2 separate regions of the Homo sapiens genome follow, and region 1 is linked to region 2. The links are chromatin loops, found by intact Hi-C in ENCODE. Cell type or tissue: CD14-positive monocyte. All regions are shown on one strand. Each heading gives the region's core, and the rest is flanking DNA. Links, peaks and the distances in the headings are about the cores only. Region 1 overlaps COL16A1 (collagen type XVI alpha 1 chain). Region 2 overlaps SPOCD1 (SPOC domain containing 1).

The links. A loop is a pair of places that touch in the nucleus more often than their neighbours do. Peaks named below come from ENCODE experiments on the same cell type or tissue, not always from the same donor. Only the 100,000 strongest peaks of a DNase experiment are listed, where the experiment ranks them.
Region 1: a loop joins it to region 2, with 11 times the contacts of the local background. A loop is called at or near these places in 102 of 110 quality-filtered maps.

The regions. Positions count from the first base shown.
Region 1 is chr1:31,661,302-31,667,240 of GRCh38, forward strand. It overlaps COL16A1 (collagen type XVI alpha 1 chain), which reads right to left. Exons shown (of 71, transcript NM_001856.4): 53 at 4,736-4,780; 54 at 4,581-4,634; 55 at 4,282-4,317; 56 at 3,871-3,933; 57 at 1,286-1,357; 58 at 1,033-1,086; 59 at 359-403; 60 at 113-157. Among named protein-coding and RNA genes, the nearest start is that of PEF1, 19 kb to the left of the region's middle. RefSeq lists enhancers at 4,500-5,039, 5,040-5,578. In CD14-positive monocyte, for the core only: CTCF peaks have their summits at 2,704 (motif pointing right) and 2,926; a DNase peak (open chromatin) is centred at 2,720.
Region 2 is chr1:31,786,676-31,792,614 of GRCh38, forward strand. SPOCD1 (SPOC domain containing 1) reads right to left here. Exons shown (of 16, transcript NM_144569.7): 15 at 5,540-5,726; 16 at 3,747-4,616. The coding sequence ends at 3,928. Among named protein-coding and RNA genes, the nearest start is that of ADGRB2, 25 kb to the left of the region's middle. RefSeq lists an enhancer at 1,487-2,262 and silencers at 2,048-2,097, 2,428-2,717. In CD14-positive monocyte, for the core only: CTCF peaks have their summits at 2,741 and 2,942; DNase peaks (open chromatin) are centred at 1,526, 1,996, 2,396 and 2,706; H3K4me3 peaks cover 1,746 bases; H3K27ac peaks cover 1,480 bases.

The DNA.
Region 1 (5,939 bases), core at 1,374-3,873, 130 kb before region 2:
GGCTCTGATGCTGGGATGGCCTCTCTGCCCAGGATAGGCTGCCATGTATGCCTGGGGGCAAGCCTTCAGGAGAGCAGAGATAACCTGCTTGGCAGAGGTCACCAGCCCTTACCTTAGGTCCTGGGAGGCCAGGATGTCCTGTTTTCCCCTTAAAGCCCTGAAAGAAAAAGCAGGGAGTTCTCATGTCCCTCATGTCAGCTGGGGGCCTCTTCCCACTCCTCCTTCCTCAGTTCAAACAATTCAAACCAATCCAAAGTCATAACACGGTCCACGGAGGATCTGGATTTGAGCTGTTGCAGCCACCCAGGCAGAAGCTGCAACTTCGCAGCTTCCAACTCCTTCCTGCAGCTCAACTTACCGGTGGTCCCATGAGTCCAGGGGGGCCAGCAGGACCAGGGTCCCCCTAGGGAAAGAGACGAGGAGGATTGAGACAAGAGTTTTGCCCAGCTTGTATCCAACTCATACCTCTGTCCTCCCCTCTCTCCAGCCCTCCCCAGCTATCCTAAGATGGAGGGAAGAATCCAAGCCTGGCTCAGCCTCTGACTGGCTGTGGATCCTCAGTGACTTCCAGCCCCTCTCCGGGCCTTAGCTTTCCTTCTTTGGGATATATAAGGGGGTTGACTTTGATGTTCTACCCTGTCCTGTGGCCCCAGCCCTTTCAGATTCCCCAGCAAAACCCCAGGAGCCAGGGCTTGCTCAAGTCCTTCCATGTCCACACCCTCATTCTTCCTGAAGCCCAGCCTGGTTTCCTCAGCTGTCTTGAGTTTCTGCATACATCATGCCTTCACCATCCTGCCTTTGGTGAGACCTAGCTCGCCTAACCTGCTTAAGGCCACTAGGAGAACTGGGAAGCCAAGGGGCTGTGGTGCCATCGGGGAGCTGGGGTAGAGGGAGACAGACCGAGGGAGGGCATGGGTGCCCCCTGACAAAGACGGGGATACTTCGGTTCTTTCCATCAGGGTTCCCTTGACTTTGGCTCCTCTGGCAAAAAGGAGAGGAAGGGGTGCCCGCCCTCCCAGCCCATCATCTCACCCTCAAGCCAGGCTTGCCGTCCTTCCCATCCAAACCATCCAGACCGGCGGGGCCCTGGAAACAGGAAAGAGGCATTTCTACATGCTGGTGCGGGAGCCCTAGGAGGTGGGAGGCCTGGCCCAACCCCTCAATTCTCTCCACCCCTCCCCTGACTCCCACCTCAGCACACACACACAGGTGCACACACACACATGCACCACACACATGCGCATGCATCGCACACGTCTGCCACGCTGAAAGGGCACACACTCACCTGAATCCCAGGAGGTCCCGGTGGCCCAGGGGAGCCAGGCAGGCCTGATGGGCCTCGAATCCCTTCGCTGCCCTGGAAACCAGCGCCGCCCCCCCCCCCCGCCCCACAATAAAGTCAGCAGGGCTTTGCCCCACCCATGGAGACCAGGCCCTGGGTCAAGGGTCCTGGTGACTGCTGGAAACAGGACAGCTGGCTTCTGGGCCCAATCTGTCCCTGTCTAACTGCATATGTGCCACACGTCGCCTCCCCAGGAGGATCTGTCTTCATCTGCAAAGCATCCCCTTTCCTTGCTGCCCCATGAGGAAGGGACAGGGCATCTTCTCCAGTGCTGACCCAGGGGCTGGCATGGCAGGGGCTCAGTAGCATGTGCTGAACTGAAAGCACAGCTTCAATCCACTGTGAAAGCTGCCTGTTGTATTCTACTCCATCAGACCCCCTGCCTCCTCCCCACCTACCTCCCTACCTTTCCCCCCATCCCAGCAGACATGGGCCCGGGCTGCACAGAGGCCTCAACAGCGCACGCAGCACCATGTGGGCTCTGATTCCCCAAGATGAAAAAGTGGGTGCCCCTGTCCTCAAGGAGCTCACAGTCCAGTGAGGGTCATGGGCCCAACACAACCAGGGGCAATACAACAGTCTAAGTGTTCTGTGTGGAAAGGGGCTCAGGGAGCTCAGGAGCGGGGAGCAGTTCCCTCTGGCTGGGGATCAGGGAAAGTGTCACAGAAGTGTCACCAGATGCTAGACTCTGAGGATGTCTGGGATTGGGCAGGTGGAGGAGAAAAGTGCATGCCAGAGGGAACCTAAGAGAAGGATAAAGACTTGCAAGTGGGCACATGCCTGGCCTGGCCAGGGCATCTGGGGGAGCCTGTGGGATGGGCTGGCAGGCAGAAGAGGCTGGAAGAGTCACCATGATGAGTGGGGGCCCTGAACGCTGTGCTAAACTTTATCGAACAGTCAGTGGTTTTTAAGCTGTACTTCTCAGAGCACTGGGGCTTCTGGGGGAGCCTAGAAGCTGGGGGCATGAAGTGGGGACTGAAGAGAGGGACTCTAGGACCCCCACCGTTGTCTTAGCCAGGGAATCTCCGCTTGTATTTGTTTTATAGATTGAGGTTTTTACATTTGCTTTTATGTGATAAAAAGACTCTGGGACTACAAAATAAAGTCTGAAAACCCCTGCTACAGGCACTGGGGAGCCATTGAATGTTCAAAGCAGAAGAGTGATGAGAACTGATGCATGGATTGGAATGTTTACCAGAAAAGGCGGGGGGAGGCAAGCAGCATAGCGGGGAAGGTGGCTGCATTCTCCCAGTGTGGAGAGGGTGGCTGCCCTGGATCAGTGGCTGTAGGGTGGTCAAGGGAAGGAATCCCGCTAGAGAGACCCAGCAAAGGGGAAAATGAACTCGGGGGCTCTGTAATGCCACCAGCCACCAGGAGGGGTCAGCAGAGCCCCAACCAATGTTGGCCCCCACTGGCAGTTGGGATGAAGAACCACTGGCCAGAGGTTTGGGATTCTCTGCAATGACCAGCCTAAGGAGAGCAGGGGCTGCCACTCAGGTCCTGGGGAGGGGAAGGAAGGGGAAGGGGAAGGGGAAGGGGAAGGGGAAGGGGAAGGGGGCTAGCAACCACCACTGTCCCAAGCATGGCTGATCAGCATGGGCTCTGGGGAGGTAGTGAGGTGCCCGGGTCCTCCTGGAGCTGGGAAGGAAGTCTCAGCTCTGCTGCTAACACCACTGTGTGCCTCTGGGCTGCCCCAAGCCTTGTGGGTGTCAGTTTCCTCACCTGCACAGTGAGACGTTCATGCGTGTGCTCTCAGGGGAAAGAGGCTCTCCACAAGGCTCAGGGGAAAGAGGCTCCCACCTGTCCCTCTGAACCCAGGTCCCCCGACCCCAAGCTCAGAAGTCAATCTTCGGGCTTCTTACACCACCCACTCAGCACATCTAGGGAGCCCAGAGGTTGGGCCGAGACAGGGATGTCAGCCCCAAGCCAAGGCAGAGCCATGTCTCCAGCATTTATCAAGCCAAAGTCAAGAGCAGCCAGCATAGGAGCTCCGCCAACTGCTGCTCCCCCAACCCTTGTCACCAGGCAGGACACGGGCCACCCCTGCCCTCTCTGGGCCCTTGGGGACAACTGGAGCACGGCTACCCAGGAGGAGCCCATTCCCCTTCCACGTTGGTGTCCTCCTTCAGGACGTGCTTCCCCCTTCTCTCAGCTCCTCGCTCATCCTCCCGCCCAGGAGACGAAGGTGGCCTGGGCTGCCTATCACATTCTACTCCTCCATCAGACCCCCTGCCTCCTCCCCACCTACCTCCCTGCCTTTCCCCCCATCACAGCAGACAAGGGCCTGGGCTGCACAGAGGCCGCAGGCATCCTGGGCCAAGCAGACATCCCGAGGAGCCCACTGGTCCACTGCAAGCCCTGTCGGCCTCCAGTAGTCACTGGGCCCATCCTGGAGGCCTCTTTTCCCAGCCTCAGTGCAACTGGGTCAGTCTTGGAATTTCCTGAAAGCCTGATGCTAGGGGTGGGACAGGGGCATGGGAGCTGCATGGCTCAGATCTGTGACTTTGCCAACCCAGGGTCCTGCTCACCTTCTCTGCTTGAGGGCCAGGTGGGCCAGGTGATCCAACTTTGCCTGGGAATCCAGGGGGACCCTGTATCAACAAAGGGGCAGGCAGGAATGAAAGTGGGGCTGGAGGGGGAGCTCCCCTTCTTTATTCTTCCTGTGCATGATGCACTGTTGTTAATGCAATTCATTTTGACTTCCTAGAAGCACCACTTGGGAGCATTACGTCTGCCTGGCCTGCTGGGCTGGGGCCCACACAAGAGGCTGGGCTCTCCAGGTCCTGGTTCCTGGAATCAGGCCTGGCCACCCAGGCCGTTCTCCCCTGCCTCTCCCCTCTTCTCCCCAGGACCATCCTACCCCAGCCTGGCCTGGTCAGGCCTGCCCCTCCCGATGAGACCACATCAGACAGAGCTGGCTTTGTGTCTTCTTCACTCACCGGTGGGCCCGGAAAGCCTGGCTGGCCTTGAAATCCCTAGGGTGAGAAGCAAGGGGCAGTGTGCTGTGCCACCCCCTCTCTCCTGCCTGGCTGCCCAGGTGGAAAGAGTGACGGGGGGGGCACCCTCAAACCCATGGGCTTTGCCCTCCCCTCTGCCCACCATGGCTGGCAGGTGAGGCTCTGGGCATGAGGTAGGTCACAACCCAAGGACAGGTAGGGTGGGGAGACTAGAGCTGGTGATCACCAGGGACCCAGCTCCTTCCCTGCCTCCCTGCAGCCAGGTCCCAGTCGTCACTCACCTGGTCGCCCTTCTCACCGGAGTTACCTTGGGGTCCTCGCTCTCCTCTGGGACCCTGTCACCCACAGAGAACAATGCAGCCGAAACCTAATCTTCCTGCCCTCAGACCCCAGGACAAGACCAGGACCACATCTCCCCATGCCCTCCTTCACTCACCGCTGGGCCTGGGGGGCCTGGGAGGCCTTCAGATCCTGGGGGGCCCTAAGGATACAAAGGAACAGAATCAGTCACTCCTCCTGGGGAGGTGAAGGATGAGGTAGGGGGATGTGACAGGGGACTGCCCAGAACAGAGGTGGCATGTGCTGGGAGGCCCCTGGGCTGGCAGGCCCCCTCTGCCTGATCTGCTCAGGCTTCCCTGCTCTTGCCCGAGCTACTGAACCAGCCTCCTAACTCGTCCTGCCACCTCCTGGCTCACTGCAAGCCAGCCAGCAAATGGCTGCCCTCTTCTCCTCCAGCATAGCTCTGATTATGTCACTCTCTTGCTCAAACACCTTATGCGGCTCCCTCTGCCTCTGAGTGGGGCGCACACTTTCCACCAACGCTGGTCTTTGAGGCAGCCTGTGATCTGGCACCAGCCACCCCTTCCCACTTCTCCTCCCTCTCTCCTTCTCATCTTCCGCCTTGCTCAGTCAGACTGCTGTTCTCTGACACACTCTATACCCTCACACCCCCAGGCCTTTGCACCCTTAGCACAGCTTTCTCTTCTACCTAGAATGCCCCCTTCCCCCCTTCCTAGGTCCCCTGAACCCTTGCCAAATCATCTGATGGCTGGAAGCTGTTCCTGCAGTGCCCCACCCAGCCTCTCCCTCTGGAATTCCCCAGTACAGACAGCCACAGGGATCCCTCCCTCCTGCTAGTCAGCTCTCAGCTCATATGCCACCTGCTCAGAGAGGCCTTCCTGCCCCTCCGCTTCGATGGTGCCCAAACACCTCTCCAGCCCCTTCCCCTGTCCCATTTCCTCCATGAGTCCCAGTCCTCATCGTTCCTAGGCACTTGTTTATTCATCTGGCAGCTCCCTCCCCCACGGCAGGGCAAGAGGGCAACTGCGCTCTGTTCATGGAGACATCCTCAGAGGGGAGCCTGGCACCCCACAGGCCCCTGAGAAATATCTATTACTGAGTAAATGCCTGATGGAGTTTGCTGAATCCCACTGGGGCCTCACTGAAACTGGTGAATCTGTAAGGCTGCAGTCCCAGTTTGGCTGATCCTAGATCTGAGGTTTGTGAGGTTTGTCACCAGATAGATGTGTGTTCAAGCCCAGGTTCCACCACTACCTCACTCACTAGCTTCAGGAGCCTGGGTGAGTCTCAGCTTTGTCACTCTGGGGGCCCCAGTGTCCTCATCTGGTCACAGCCCAACT
Region 2 (5,939 bases), core at 1,220-3,719:
TGCTCACTTATCGGGTTGTGTATTATGCCGACTGTTGCTCTTAATTCGCCTCCATAGCTGCAGGTGTTTGCTGCCTTATTAACTGTTAATCGGCGCGACTAGGGATGGAGACTTAATTGGCCCCCAGAGTGGGACACAGGCGGGCCAGCCGGACACTGCCAGGCTCACAGCCTGTCCCTGGAACCCTCACCTGTGGAGCACAGTTGGCTGGCCCACCGCCATCCACCAGCAGACAGCAGTCTTGCATACAGCAGTCAGAGTGACAACTGCAGAGTATGGTCTCCATGCAGTCCTACCTCCTCCAGGAAGCCACTCAACCCCTTGGAACCCAGTTCTTACATCCCTGTCCATCACCAACAATCTTCCTCCACACAGGATAGGAGCCAACCCCAGTTTTTAAATGAACAAGAGCCTCCAGGAATTCTGCTGCTCCTATCCAGCACACTTAAGGGGTCCCTCTCGGCTTCTGCTTGCACAGTGCAAAGAACAGGGAACTCCCTCCATGGCACTGTTACATAGCTGCAGCAACGAGAAGGTTCTCCATACTGAGCTGACTTATTACCCCCCACACAAGTTGAAACAGAGGAGTCCTTACTGCCTACAACAGGGAAACTGAGGCTCAGAAAGGGCAAGGGGGTGGCCCCAGGGTTCCCCAGTCCTCTCTGGTAAAGGAACAGACATGTGGCTCTCCAAGCAGTTTCTGCTCTCAGTCTCCCTTCCATCCCAGTCCTGCTCCATCCCAAACACCTCAGTCCTGGAAGGTACTTCCTTAGCCACCACCTGCTCTGCCCTGGTCTTCGGGCCTCCCAAGCTCAGCTGTCACTGCTACAGCCGTCTCAGGCTCCAGGCCTTTGGGACAAGAAAGCAAGTTTTCTGGAAACCAGTGGGCTCCCTGAGAGAGACAAGGGTATAAGGGGGAGGCGGTAGGAGGGTCCACACTCACCAACCTGACCTCCAGCTTCCAAGAAGGACAAATAGAGAAAACAATAGTCCTCATCCTGTGCATCAAATCCAGTCTGCCCTGACATCTGGAAGTTCTTCTGGTGTCTAGTTGTCATGTCTTAAGCGGCAACTGAAGTTGATTTGCTTTGGTTGGGTTCTGAGAAGAGTTGGGCTCCAGGGAGGGAGGAAGGGAGCACCACTGAGTGCCTACTGTAGGCCAGAAAGCAGCAATTAGTGTGTGTAAAAGTGGCAACCAGTTAAACCCTCCCATCACCTGGTAAGTTAGAGATTAGTATCCCTGTTTACAGAGAAGAAAACTGAGCCACAGAGAGGGTAACTAAACTTGTCAAGGCCACACAGCCAGAAAAGGAATTGGAGTGCCAACAAGGCCTGGCATTGCTTGGGAAGCTGGGTGTCTTCAGTCAGGGATATCTGGATGGATTCATGCTAAGGGTTCAATAAGGGGACGTGGGGAAAGGGAACTGATGGTCACTGTCACAGCTCACTCATCCACCCCACATCTGAGAACATGGACAGGCTAAACACTCACGCATGCGCAGCCCACATGCCTATCAGACGGGATGAGGAAGAAGCAAAGAGAACCGTCCAGGGATAGTTGCCCAAACAAGTTCCGGCCCCGCCTCTATGTTAATGACATGCAGATATATGTAAATTTGTACAAGCAACCGCTCAAACCTTTGGGAGCAATGGGGTGACACAGGAGCAGTTGCTATGGAAATCCAAAAGCGATACCCGCTCTGCACCCCCACCCCCCTCACAGGCAGGCGCACAGACACGTGCACAAAGACGCAGGGTTCTTCACTCCGGAGCCAAGAGGATCACGGAGTGGCAGAGTGTGAACCGGAAGGACCCTCAGAAACTGCGTCCAGCCGGGGGAAGCTCAGGCCCGAAGAAAGTCACCGGGAGAGCAGTGTCGCGATCCCTGGTAGCCTGGGGCGCCTTCCACTAAAACCCAGGGCGCGAGGTGTCCCTTCCGGGTCCCGGGCGATTCCGGCTCCGGCCTAGCAACAACAAGCCCCGCCCAGCGTTGCATAGCAACGTCCCTGGAGCCTAGCAACCGTCAGTCACGCCCCCTAGCAACGTCATGCCTAATCCTCGCTCCAGGCTTCTGCCGAGAGAGAGAGGGGCAAGGGGCTCGTGGACTGGGGCCAAAAGGTGGCGGGGGTGGGGGAGGGTGTCATGTTTAGCAGGCTGCAGGATTTCGGGGCCCACCTACAGCCCTTCCACGGGCGAGCTGTTACAGAGCCGCGTTATCACCCCCATTTACAGAAGGGAAAACTGAAGCTCCCAAAGGAAATCCCTGCCCAGGGTACAGAGCTCGCTCTTGCCTGCGTGTTCCAGGAGAGCGGCTCTGGCGGCTCTCCGGAGGAAGCCCTGGACCTGGAGGGGAGGGAGTGCACACCCGTTTCCCTCCATACCAACTGCATTAGGAAAACCACCCAAACTGTGGGCTCAGAACCAAGCTGTAGGTTTGCATAGTAATTTGCGTCATTTGCATAGAGCGCGGAGGCTGCGGCGCTCCCAGGCCATTTCGAGCCGGAAAAGTTCCCGAAGGAGCCCCGCTCCCTCTCCCGGTTCAACTGTCCAGCCCCCTCTCCCTACCCCTCACCCGCACCCCACCCGCATCCTACCCCGCCCCCGCTTCCAACTCCTTGCGCTAAGTTCCCGCACCTCGCCCCACCCCCCGCTTTGACTCCGGTCCTGCCAGCCCCGACCTCCATCCCAAGGCCGAGGGCCCCCTCTGCTGTCGTCCGCGGGTAGGGCAGCCGCAGAGCTCATGGGGCAGAGAAGAAGGGCTCCCCCAACCGACCATCGCCCCACCCCTTCCAGTCCAGCAGGGGCCAGGGTGAGGCCTGTACATGGGTGGACTTTGCGAAGGGGTGAGCAAAGAGCGGGTAGGGCCCTTCTGGCCCCGGGGCGAAGGGTGGGGTTCTAGAGAGGTTCTCTCCTGGAAGCCAGGCCCCTTTCCCCACGCTGGGTTGGTTGGCCCTGGCAGCTGGTTCCCCCATCAGTCCGCAGATGCAGCTCTCTCGAGGTACACCCCACATGAAACGCTTGACAGTTGCAGTTGCTGTTAGAAGCTTGTTCTAGGCCCAAGGCAAGGCAGCACCGTCCAACCCTAATACCAGTCTCCAACCCCACCCTGAATGCCCACCACCAAGGCTAAGACCTTTGACATTTTCTAACACCAGTCTCTGGAATCTGGCAAGAGATACAGAGAGGAGTCACCCAATCTGGATCTCCTGACTTCCTCAACAGAGACCTACACACAGGCAGGCCATGAAACTCACACAGATACTCTCACATGCTTGCAGGCACACTAGTGCACAGAGATCCCTGAGAAGCACATAGACAGAGACTCGGAGGGAATATGGTGAAGGTATGTACTATCCTTCCCCATCTAGTCAAAGGAAAAAAAAATCTTAGTATTAACTGAAAAATTTAAAGTCCACTGCAACTTGCTTATCTTTTCCTCTCTAGCAATCTCTTGATGTCTGATGTCTGTGACCCTCCAAAAGGCTCTGTCCATTTCTCTCTCCACCCCCAACCTCGGTCCTACTTTCTTTCCCACCACCACCTCTTCCTCCTGGTTCAGAATACTTGCAAAATGCTTCCAGAAACCACCGTGGCAATAGCTGTGCCCTGGGGCGCAGTGATGGTTCAGGACCTCAGACCAGCAATGAGCAAGGCTGCACATTTGTGCACAAGACACTCACTGACACACCCACTCAACCCACATCTGACCAGGACCAGGGGCTCTCCTGACCAGCTAGCAGATGCAATCCCAATTTTACCAAATTCTTTATTGAACAAAAAATCAACAGCAAACATTGTCAAACAGGAAGTTCAAACAGGGCAGGTGGGTAGGGCTGACCATCCTCTCCTTGCAGTCCCACCTCTCTCTGGAACAGGCTTCAACACTAGTGAGGGCATCAAAACCCCTGTTCTGGTGGGTAAGGAGGGTCAGGCCTTTCTAGGGAAGGGACACTCAGAGCCAGCTTCATCTGTAGGCCCCAAAGAGGAGTCACGGGCTGGGCCAGGGGGCTCTGGAGCTGCAAGGGCGCTAGACAAACGCTGCAGAGGGCGGGGGATGGAGCTCTTGGTCTGGGGGCACAGTAAGGCTTGGAGCTGGTGACTCATGGTCGCCAGGGATTCGAGGTGCCGGAGCAGGGCTTGGTGGGGACAGGAGTCCCTGTGGAAGTGCTGGCCACGGCCAAAGCCATGACCAGCTGGTGCTACTGAATAGGGATGCTGGGACTGGCGCAAGCCTGGCTCTGGGGGCCACTGCCCTCGCCCAGGATGCTGCCAGTTTTCAGGCTCTGGCCAGAGCCTCCCCCTGCCTCTGGGGGGCCTCTGCCAAGCAGAGATTCCCCTTGGAGCTATACTGCCCCTGCCCTGGCTCTGCTGCCAGGCACCTCCTGGGGGAGGGGTGCCCTTCAGGGGCACATTCGGCCTCCTGTCATCTGGCTGATAGTATCTCTTCTCCACCTTACTGTTGAAGGAGACCATCTTTTGAACCTTCCCCAACCAGGGGCTGGACCCTGCTGTGTCTGGAAGCCCTTCCTTGGGGAGCAGCACAGCCAGCAACAGACTTGAGTGAGTGACCTCCAGACCTGGGGAAAGGAGAGGGGAGACAGGAAGAGCCCAAAGGCCTGCGGGGAAGAACTGTGTTCAGCTTAGCTGCAGCAGATCTGGAGCCTACATCCCAGGAAGGGCTTCTTCACAGTGAGATGGGGCCCATGAGATGCTGGGAAAAGTAAGTAGGAAGGTGGGGCTGTCTCGGAAGATTTGAGCTCTGCGGGATCAAGGCTTATCTGGCTGAGGCTGGGGTATGGATTGTTTGACCTGAAGACTCTACAGACTCAAAGTCTACCTCATTGTCTCAGGACATGGAGCCCCAAAAGGCCAAGCGCTTTGCTCAGGAGTGGGCAAAGCGCCCACTGCCAACCTCGCTGCTTTCCTGAGCCACGCCGTGGAGGGTGTCCATGCACAGAGGCCGAGCTCGGCCCCCCGTGGCTGTGGCGAAACATCCCTCCCTCCTCTCTGAGGTGACATTTACAGTCAAGTGTGTGTAGGTCCTGACTCTGTCCTGCTGCCTGGGTCAAATGTGGCTGTCCCTGGAGTTTCTCTTCAGGGGTGCCTACCTTGAGAGGCAGTGTGGTGTGGTGGTTAGGGGCCAGGTTTCTGAAGCCATGTTGTGCTTCACACAACGTGTGAACAGAGTGAAGCCCAGTTCTGCTGTTGACTGACTGTGTGACTTTGGACAAGTCATTTGCCTTCTTCCTCCCTCAGATTCTTCTTCTATGAGATGGACAGTCTAGTCTAATAGTACCATTCTCATAGGGTGATGAGACTACAAGAATTCATCTAGGTAAAGCTTTTAGAACAATGGCTGGCATGCAGTTCATGATATCCAAGCGTGAGCTATTACTGTCATTGTACTCACATTTGCCTGGCTGGGTGAGGAGTTCCCTTCTGAGATGTGCCTGCCTCTACTGGGTGACTGTGTCAACCGTGCCTGGTCTGGTCACCAAGTGAGCAGAGGCAGGGTCTGGTATGGGGACTAGGCACTCACCTGGGCCCCCCAAAGGGCGCAGCCTGGTGGGCAGGGGCTGGAAGGCAGGCAGGGGCAGCAGGACCATCCCCATGTGCTCCACAGAGGCCAGCCCGTGGCGCTGCCTATCATTGAGGTATGAGTAGAGCAGGCGGCAGTTCTGGGTGTCCCGGGCCCCATGTGGGCACAGTCTGACCACGCAGACGTCCTGCGGTGGCAGGAGGAGAGCAGCTGTAAGCGCAGTCATCCTCTGCTCCTGCCAACACCCCTGGGCTCCCTGAAACCCCTGAGAACCCCGTGAGAAAGTATGTCTCCATCTTCCAGAGGAGGAAACAGAGGGACCTGTCCAGGGTCACACAGTGAGTCTGCAGTCACTCTGGGAACTAGACCCAGATATCCAAGCCAGGCCTCTGCTCTAGAA